2 separate regions of the Homo sapiens genome follow, and region 1 is linked to region 2. The links are chromatin loops, found by intact Hi-C in ENCODE. Cell type or tissue: heart left ventricle. All regions are shown on one strand. Region 1 overlaps NDUFV1 (NADH:ubiquinone oxidoreductase core subunit V1). Region 2 has its middle 8.6 kb from the start of ACY3.

The links. A loop is a pair of places that touch in the nucleus more often than their neighbours do. Peaks named below come from ENCODE experiments on the same cell type or tissue, not always from the same donor. Only the 100,000 strongest peaks of a DNase experiment are listed, where the experiment ranks them.
Region 1: it touches region 2 in a loop (2.2-fold over the local background); 24 of 110 quality-filtered maps call a loop at or near these places.

The regions. Positions count from the first base shown.
Region 1 is chr11:67,611,747-67,616,746 of GRCh38, reverse strand. It overlaps NDUFV1 (NADH:ubiquinone oxidoreductase core subunit V1), which reads right to left. Exons shown (of 10, transcript NM_007103.4): 8 at 4,769-4,850; 9 at 4,482-4,627; 10 at 4,193-4,375. The coding sequence ends at 4,289. It also overlaps the pseudogene DOC2GP. Among named protein-coding and RNA genes, the nearest start is that of NDUFV1, 7.3 kb to the right of the region's middle. RefSeq lists enhancers at 1-235, 752-1,267, 1,268-1,783, 1,957-2,026, 1,784-2,297 and 4 more. In heart left ventricle, CTCF peaks have their summits at 1,168 (motif pointing left) and 2,411 (motif pointing left); DNase peaks (open chromatin) are centred at 676, 1,166, 2,476, 4,555 and 1 weaker place; H3K4me3 peaks cover 738 bases; H3K27ac peaks cover 418 bases; H3K27me3 peaks cover 1,504 bases.
Region 2 is chr11:67,656,794-67,661,793 of GRCh38, reverse strand. No RefSeq gene overlaps it. Among named protein-coding and RNA genes, the nearest start is that of ACY3, 8.6 kb to the right of the region's middle. RefSeq lists an enhancer at 2,263-2,492. In heart left ventricle, CTCF peaks have their summits at 1,977 and 2,194 (motif pointing right); a DNase peak (open chromatin) is centred at 2,183.

The DNA of each region.
Region 1 (5,000 bases), 45 kb after region 2:
GCCCACCAGCCTCCTCACCTGGGAGCAGGGCCACATGATGGTGGCAAAAATAACTCCCTTTGACAAAGTGTGAAGGGGGCAGAGGGAGGAGGGAAGCTGAGCCCCAGCGCTAGGAAGGAGCTCTGAGAGGGTTCTGAGCTCTGGGTCACCCTCACTCACTGGGGACACAGCAGTCACGGGCTCTGCCCTCATGAGTGCGTACCCACTGCCAGCAGCAGCAACTCACACTGGGTGAAGTAGCTCCCAGAGCGGTAAGGGCCGGGAGCTGGACTGACTCCCAACACACCCAGTCCCCTCCAAAGCCTGCCACAACCCTCCAGGCTGAGGACTCCCCCAGCCCCTCCCTCAACCCTGCGCTCTGTCCTCAGGTCCCTGCATGGTATCAGCGATGCTTCTTCACCCCATTTCCGAGGCCGGGTGCGTTCCCGCCAGCCCCAGTCCTCAGGCATTTCTCTGAGTCTCCGCCCACCGCCCCCCGTCTGGGTCCCCATGGCGGGCACTGCGGCAGCAGGTGGGCAGCCTCCCCGGGTTAGCATGCAGGAGCACATGGCCATCGATGTGAGCCCGGGCCCCATCCGGCCCATCCGCCTCATTTCCCACTACTTCCCGCACTTTTACCCTTTTGCGGAGCCTGCCCTGCACCCTCCGAACCTGCGCCCCGCAGCGGCGTCCGCCGTCCGCTCTGCACCCCAGCTGCAGCCCGACCCAGAGCCAGAAGGAGACTCAGACGACAGCAGTGAGTAGGGGCGGGAAGAGGGGGACACCCTGAGCTCAGCCCAGCCAGGAGGGGGAGTGGGGTGTCCCTACCATCTGGCCATGGAGGGGCAAGGCAGGAAGCACGTGCCATGGGTGGGGGCAGACTGAGCTGAGGTAGGAGGTGACGCTGCCTTCCACCTGCCTCTAGCTGCCCTGGGCACCCTGGAGTTCACACTTCTTTTTGAAGCGGACAACAGTGCCCTGCATTGCACGGCTCATCGTGCCAAGGTGAGGATGGGGGTGGGTGTTCCTGGGACAGAGGGCTGGGGCACGGGCCTGTCTCATACCCACTGTCTGTTCCCAGGGCCTCAAGCCATTGGCCTCAGGCTCCGCGGATGCCTATGTCAAAGCCAATCTGCTGCCAGGGGCCAGCAAGGTGAGGGCAAGCCCCAGGCCCCCACTGCTGCCCTCTGGTGGAACACCCAGCCTGGGGCACCCACTTGGCTCTGCTTGGCTCCTCCCCATCCTGCAAGGCCTAGGTCTCAGTTGCTGGGATGTGCAAATAGTGGGGGGTCCTACCAGGGAGGTAGGGTTGGGGGTTACAGGACGGTCTTAGCCCTAGGAGGCCCTGACCCACCCGGCTTGGGCCCTAGGCCAGCCAGCTTCGGACACACACCGTTCGGGGCACGAGGGTACCTGTCTGGGAGGAGACACTCACCTATCACGGCTTCACCCGCCAGGATGCTGAGTGCAAGACCCTTAGGTGAGGATCTGGCCTGGGCCACCTGGGGGTGGAGCAGAGGGATGGGGCTGGCCTGGCCAGGTCTGACCTGGGCGGCCACCAGGCTGTGTGTGTGCGAGGACCCATGGTACAGCGACAGTGGCAGGCACCTTCCCTGGGGGAGCTGCGGGTGCCCCTGAGGAAGCTGGTGCCAAACCGAGCCAGGAGCTTTGACATCTGTCTGGAGAAGCGGAGGCTGGTGAGTGGGGCTGGAGCACAGGTGGGACTGCAGAGGCCAGGAACCTGTGATGGGGGGAGCTGGAGGGGAGGAACAGGGAGGGGGATCTGGGCAGCATCTGGCCAGGATGACCGGGCTCTCTGCCCTTTCAGGCCAAGAGGCCCAAGAGCCTGGACACAGCCTGTGGCATGTCCCTCTATGAGGTGGGTAGGACAACTGGGCTGAGCAGAGATGAGGGGGCAGGCCTGGTGGCAGGGGCGTAGGGGACTTGGAGGAACCTGAGGCCAGCTCTCATAGGCCCTGTGAGCCCTCATTGTCACAGGGGACAGCCAGGTGACAAAGTGAGGGTGACTCCCTTGCCAGGGCAGCCCAGAGGAGCTGTGGGGCACTGGGACAAGCAGAGTCCCTGGGGGCGCAGCTGGGCAGAGACCTGCCTTGAGGCAGAGGCTGAAACTGGCGGCATTTGTCCACGGCCCGAGATGGGAGGCTGGGCGAGGTGGAAGAGAGGACAGATGGGTGGGGCTCCCTGGCTGGGGTCTGGCCTGAGGGGAGTGTGGGGGCCACTCCTGGGGCAGGCTGTCCTAGACAGGCCCTTGTCCGGAGGCAGTGAGGGTGACTGGCAGGGGTTTGACGCCACTAGAGACCAAAGACCTAGTTAGAACCCCTGTGGTCGGTGGGGGAGGCAGCTGGGAGGCTGAGAGCGGGGCCCTCTACCAGCTCCTCCCCAAAGTGCCGGGTGCCCCGCCCCCTGGTGGAGCCACAAGTTGCTGCAGCTGTCGATTAGCTAAGCCCAAGTGGCTGAAGCCCACCAAGGTGGCATGGACAGGCCACTTCACCCAGCGCCAGCCCCGTGTACCCTCCGCCCCAGATCCCAAGCACAACAGCGCCCGGAGCATGGTGGGTGCCCACAGAGCACTTCCGCATTCCTGAGAACCGCCTGTGAGCAAGGTGGTGGGGCTTTCCGCAAATGGAAACCTACCCTGCGGGTGAGAGCAGTGCATCCTCCCCGGGCTTCCTCCCTGAGCCTGTTCAGAAGCACCAGGGCCCAGAGTGTGACAAACGACACTCAGCATCTGGTCCCCAGGGAAATAGGGGGTGAAGAGGGTGGGGTTTTGAAGAGATCTGCTTCTCCTTGGGAAGTGAACATCCTCTCAGAGCCGCTTGCCTACAGGGGTGGCTACACACACTGGATGGGAGGCCACTTAGGGAGCTACTGGCATGTCAGCCAGTTCGCTTCCCCTCCATGACAGACGTATCTGACTGGTCATGTGGTCAGCAAGCCTCGCCTTTGGTCAGGCCCTGGAGGGTACAGCTGACCCATAGGGCCACTTCCATGGCACTGGGCAAGTGGCTGTATTGGAAATGAAGTCGTTGCCCCCGATTTCTTTGGGGCCAGGTTGAGCTTTCCTGCCCAGAGCACGGAGGCTAAAGGGGGTGGGCTTTGGACTGGATTGGGGCTGACCTCAGCCTACACCTGCAGGAGGAGGTGGAGACAGAGGTGGCCTGGGAGGAATGTGGGCACGTCCTACTGTCACTGTGCTACAGCTCTCAGCAGGGTGGCTTGCTGGTAGGTGTGCTGCGCTGCGCCCACCTGGCCCCCATGGATGCCAATGGTTACTCGGACCCCTTCGTGCGCCTGTGAGTGAACTGGGGTAGGCAGGCGGGAGGTGAGGATAAGGCGGTGACTCCTCACCTCTCCAGGGCCACACCTAACCCGCCAATCTTCCCCGATCAGTTTCCTGCATCCAAATGCAGGGAAGAAATCTAAATTCAAAACCAGTGTTCACAGGAAGACCCTGAACCCCGAGTTCAATGAGGTGAGCCAGGGCCAGGCAGGTCCCAGCCAACCCTGGCCTTGACATGCTGAGCCACTACCCTACCGTGGCCTGCTTCTTAAGCTGTGGGAGAGCCGAGGCTGCCTCCTTCCCGCCTCTCTGCCCTTCTCCCTGCAGGAATTCTTTTACTCAGGCCCACGGGAGGAGCTGGCCCAGAAGACGCTGCTGGTGTCTGTGTGGGACTATGACCTAGGCACGGCTGATGACTTCATTGGTGAGTGGGAACATGAGGAGCTGGGGTGGGGGCCCAGTAGGCTCCTGGCGGTTCCTGACCCATCCCCCATGGCAGGCGGGGTGCAGCTGGGCAGCCATGCCAGTGGGGAGCGCCTGCGGCACTGGCTTGAGTGCCTGGGCCACAGTGACCACCGCCTGAAGCTGTGGCACCCGCTGGACAGCAAGCCTGTCCAGCTCAGCGACTAGCCCATGGGCCCTGCCTGCCGCCCCTCCACTACAGCTGCCTGAAACGTCCCCACAAAAATGATGGCGGCTGGGGCTGCCTTACCCTCATGCCCAGCCCCAAGTCAGAGAGGTGTTTCCTCTCTCCCCGCTTTCACATTCACCCCACCCCAAATCATGGAGCCGAAATAAACATCTCCTTCAAGCCAGATGAGACCCTGTCCTTTCTCTGGCCATGGGCCAGACTGGACCCTGTTCTCCCCTCCCACCCTTGAGGATCGTGTGCTGGGTAAAGGGTAAAGAGCACAGTCACAGCAGCGGCAGCTGGAGGGTGGGCAGCACTCGCTTTATTGTCCAGCATTCCACATGGATAGACGCAGGACAGCAGGCCAGGGTGGTGGGCTAAGAGGCAGCCTGCCGGGCCTGATGCTGCTGGGCAAACCGCTGCATCCGCTCCTCGAGCTCCGGCCGAAAGTGGCGGATCAGACCCTGGGGTCGGTGGGGGGACCATGTGAAACAGAGTCCAAAAATCCCCCAACACCCTGGGCCCTTGATGCCACCCACCCTCCGTGCTACGCAGAAGGGTGGTGAATACCTGCACAGGCCAGGCGGCCCCGTCACCCAGAGCACAAATCGTATGGCCTTCTATCTGCTTGCTGATCTCCCACAGGGAGTCGATCTCGGCCGGCCGGGCATCCCCCCTCACGAAACGTGCCATCACCTTGTTCATCCAGTCCACACCTGCAGCCACAGCCACAAGAGAGGGCCTGATGATCTCCCCAGCCAGGATGTGGGGCGGCGCTTGAGGGCTGCAGGCCACGTGGTGGGGAGGAGGTTAAATGAAGCCACAGCAAGCAAGCCCCCAACCTGCCCGATGCTCACCCTCACGGCATGGGGTACACTGGCCACAGCTCTCGTGCTTATAGAACTCAATGAGGCGGGCGATGGCTTTCACGATGTCCGTCTGGGTGACGAGGGGCAATTAGCAGGCACCCACGGCCAGACAGAAGCCTGGGCCTCAGCCCCCTAGCAGCAGCCCCTCCCCCAGTTCCAGAAGCTCTTCCCAGCCCACCCAGCGTTCTGGCCTCCTCCAGCCTCCCTGGGCCCCCTGTGC
Region 2 (5,000 bases):
AACCTCTGCCTCCCGGGTTCAAGTGATTCTCCTGCCTCAGTCTCCCTAGTAGCTGGGATTACAGGTGCCCGCCACCATGCCCAGCTAATTTGTTCTATTTTAGTAGAGATGAGGTTTCACCATGTTGGCCAGGCTGGTCTTGAAATTCTGACTTCAGGTGATCCTCCCACCTTGGCCTCTGAAAGTGCTGGGATTACAGGCGTGAGCCACTGTGCCCAGCCCTGAGAGCAGGGTTTTTGTTTGTTTGTTTTTGTTTGTTTGTTTTACTATATATAAATAAGAATGTTCATGAATAGTTTCTGAATTTTGTAGGAATCAAGTAGGGAGAAAAAATGAATAAGTTCCACCTTTGTTCACAAAGGACCCTTGATCGAGTTATTGCAAATGTCGATCAAAAGAGTCAAACTCTGTACAATATTTAAGAGACTTATTCTGAGCCAAAGATGAATGACCACGGCCCGTGACACAGCCCTTAGGAGATCCTGAGAACATGTACCCAAGACTGTCAGGTCACAGCTTGGATTTATACATTTTAGGGAGACGTGACGCATCAATCAATACGTGCAAGATATATGTTGGTTTGGTCCAGAAAGATGGGACAACTCAAAGCAGGGGCTTCCAGGCTATAGGTACATTTAAAATTTTCCTGGTTGACAATTGGTTGAGTTTATCTGAAGACCTGGGATCAACACAAAGGAAATGTTCATGTTAAGATAAAGGATTGTGGAGACCAAGTTTTATTGTGCAGAGGAAGCTCTCAGATAGTAGGCTGTAAAATCTTTCTTTTTCTTTTTTTTTTTTTTTTTTGAGATGGGGTCTTGCTGTGTTGCCCAGGCTGGAGTGCAGTGGAGTGATCTCAGCTCACTGCAACCTCTCCCTCCTGCGTTCAAGTGATTCTCCTGCCTCAGCCTCCTGAGCAGCTGGGATTACAGGCGTGCACCACCACGCCTGGCAAATTTTTGTATTTTTGTAGAGACAGGGTTTCATCACGTTGGCCAGTCTGGTCTTGAACTCCTGACCTCAAGTGATCCACATGCCTCGGCCACCCAAAGAGCTGGGATTACAGGTGTGAGCCACTGCACTGGCCTGAAGTGTTTCTTATCTAACATAAAAGGGTGCCTGGTTCTTAGTTGATTATCTCCTGGATCTGGAAAGAAGTTAGAAAAAAGGGAAAATGGGATTCTCTACAGAATGTAGATTTTTTCCACAGGAGACAACTTTGCAGGGCAGTTTCAAGATATGGCAAGCAAATATATTTGGGGTTAAAATATTTTGATTTCTTCTCTTATTTGTTATGTGAGGTTATGCCAGAGTCAGGTCAGAAAGCAGACCACGCTATAGGGTTAAAATTAAAGCCTCTCTGATGAGACTTTATGGTTTGTAGGGTGTGACTCCCCAGGCCCCTTAGGGAGGAATTTGAGCAAAATAAGAACAAAAAAAATCAGAGTTTAGTCCTCACAAACTATAGGCAGGTTATGACAGAAAATTTCCTTGAATCTGCAAAACAAAATGAGGTGATAGTCTCACATTTAAGTCATAAAAACATTATTCATATCAATTACTTAATTTCATGTAATTATTTTTGTTTTGCTCAATCTTTTTATTTATTTATTTTTAAGACAGAGTCTCGCTCCATCACCCAGGCTGGAGGGCAGTGGTGCAATCTTGGGTCACTGCAACCTCCACCTCCCATGTTCAAGCGATTCTCCTGCCTCAGCCTCCTGAGTAGCTGGGATTACAGTTGCCCGCCACCACACCAGGCTAATTTTTTTGTATTTTTAGTAGAGGCAGGGTTTCACCTTGTTGGCCAGGCTGTTCTCAAACTCCTGGCCTCAAGTGATCCATCCACCTTGGCCTCCCCAAGTGCTGAGATTACAGGTGTGGGCGACAAGCCACCCAGGTGCCAAGGCAAGAGACTGAGGGCACAAGCTGTCCCAGTATAATAAAGAAAATATATAGAATAAGAATAGTTATACTAGAAATAGATTATAGATATGATTGTATATGAGTATCATTAATCATTAGTTTGTAGCATCACTCTTTATTCCAATATTATAATAATCTTTGTTCTATAATTATAACCCAGGAAAAACCAGGCCATACAGAGATAGGAGCTGAAGGGGCACGGTGAGAAGTGACCAGATGAGTGTGAGCCCTCTGTTACGCCTGGACAGGGCCACTAGAGGGCTCCCTGGTCTAGTGGTAACACCAGCACCTGGGAAGGCATCCATTACCTAGCGGACCTTGGTCTAGGCGTAGCATCAGTGCCTGGGGAAGGCACCCGTTACTTAGCAGACTGGGAAAGGGAGTCTCCCTTTTCCTGGGGGAGTTAGAGAAGACTCTGCTCCACCACCTCTTGTGGAAGGCCTGACATCAGTCAGGCCCACCTACAGCCATCTGGTGGCCTGTCTCCCTGTGATGCTGTGCTTCAGCGGTCACGCTCCTGTTTCACATTCATGTTATGCTCCGTACACCTGGCTCTGCCTTCTAGATAGCAGTAGCAGTATTAGTGAAAGTATTAAAGTCTTTGATCTTTCTGAGAAGAGCATAGAAGAAATAATGATGTAAGCTGTCCTCTGTCTCTCCGCCTTGGCTACCTAAAGGGAAAGGCCCCCTGTCTGGTGGACACTTCACTCGCGTGACTTTATCAATCATTGGAGATGACTCACACTCCTTACCCTGCCCCTTTTACCTTGTATCCAATAAATAACAGTGCGGTCAGGCATTTGGGGCCACTACCGGTCTCCACACCTTGGTGGTAGTGGTCCCCTGGGCCCAGCTGTGTTTTCTTCTATCTCTTTGTCTTGTGTATTTATTTCTACCATCTCTCATCTCCACACATGAAGAGAAAAAACCCACATATCCTGTAGGGCTGGACCCTACAACAAGCGTGAGCCACTGCACCTGGCCAGTTTTGCTCAATCTTAATTAGCAATTTTGGACCATAGCCAATTGTGAATGCTTCCAGAGAAGAATTTAAAACAACTGTGGGTGGCAGGGCATGGTGGCTCACGCCTATAATCCCAGCATTTTGGGAAGCCAAGACGGGAGAATCACTTGAGCTCAGGAGTTTGAGACCAGCCTGGGAAACATGAGACCTTGTCCTTATAAAAAAATAAAGACAATTAGCTGGGCACAGTGGAGCACCCCTGTAGTCCCAGCTACTCAGGAAGCTGAGGTGGGAGGATCACTTGAGCCTGGGAGGTTAAGGCTGAAGTGAGCTGTGATCACGCCACTGTACTCCAGCCTGGGCAATAGAGTGAGACCCTGACTGAAAAATAAGAATTAACTGTGGGTGACAAAAGCCCAGAGCAGCCAGTCAGAGATCTGATGACAATTTACAATTGACAGGAAATTTCAGCATTTCTTTTTTTTTCCTTTTTCTTTTTGAGACGGAGTCTCACTCTGTCACCCAGGCTGGAGTGCAGTGGCGCATTCTCAGCTCACTGCAAGCTCCGCCTCCCAGGTTCACACCATTCTCCTGTCTCAGCCTACCGAGTAGCTGGGACTACAGGTGCCCACCACCATGCCCGGCTAATTTTTTATATTTTTAGTAAAGACAGGGTTTCACCATGTTAGCCAGGATGGTCTCAATCTCCTAACCTCGTGATCCACCCGCCTCGGCCTCCCAAAGTGCTGGGATTACAGATGTGAGCCACCGTGCCCGGCCAGAAATTTCAGCATTTCTCTGGCATACAACCATGTGACACAACCATCACAGTCATGACACATATCTTGGCATATCAGAGTTTTAGGAATCTCAAACCTTTTCCCCTGTGTTAGTGACACACTTACACAAACATTACTTAAAGGAAGTTAAACACCGTTTCTATTTGACAATGCTTCCCATATTATTTACCAAGTAAGCCTGATCATTTAATATCTCCAAAAGATCAGAGACAAAACCTTTGAGGCTTGTTCCAGGAGGCCCTTTTGGTAGAATCTCAAAGTTGATTTTAGGCCAGATGGCTTAATTTAGGATTTGGATCCTGGGGAATTCTGCCAAAGAGGATGTCAAAAAGTTCAAATGGCTTCCTTCAACAGAATCAGAGATCACTGCCGAATAATAGTTACTCGTTTAACCACAGTGACAATCAAAAGAATTCAAAAGCAACACGAAAAGTTACATGCATGGAAAAACCTTAACACTTTAAAGCTCAGTCTCCCTAAGCAATCTGTGTTTCCTAGGCTGGTGAGCAGGGGAATACATTAGTAATACCATGGGAAGTCCTGGTTACATGAAACAACTCAGACACATTAAGAAAAACCAAGAACACAGAATCAGTTTATACTGGCGTAAAGCTGCTTTTCTAGACCTTTGAGATAAACCTGAAACCAAAGAAATTAGACTGATCTTAAGAAGGAATATGACAGAAACAGAAACTAATTTGTAATTCAGAGAATGGCTATTAACGAAGCAGGTTTTAGAAATAAATATCAAAACCTCTTGGAACTTTACTAAGAGTGAATTAATGTCTTAAGAAACTGCTGTTTTTTGTTTGTTTGTTTTTAAGACGGAGTCTCGTTCTGTCACCCAAGCTGAAGTGCAGTGGTGTGATCTCGGCTCACTGCAAGCTCCGTCTCCTGGGTTCACGCCATTCTCCTGCCTCAGCCTCCTGAGTAGCTGGGACTGCAGGTGCACGCCCCCAAGCCTGGGTAATATTTTGTATTTTTAGTAGAGACGGGGTTTCACCATGTTAGCCAGGTTGGTCTCAAATCTCCTGACCTCATGATCCACCTGCCTCGGCCTCCCAAAGTGCCTGGATTACAGGCATGAGCCACTGCGCTCAGCCGAAACCACTGTTGTTTTAACACAGGGGACCAAAATTGTAAGTTATGTATCATGTGTTTTAACATTCAAATTCATTCTCTAGAAAAACTGTTACAGGCCAGGCATGGTGGCTCATGCCTGTAATCCCAGCACGTTGGGAGGCCAGGATCACCTGAAGTCAGGAGTTCAAGACCAGCCTGGCCAACATGGTGAAACCCCATCTCTACTG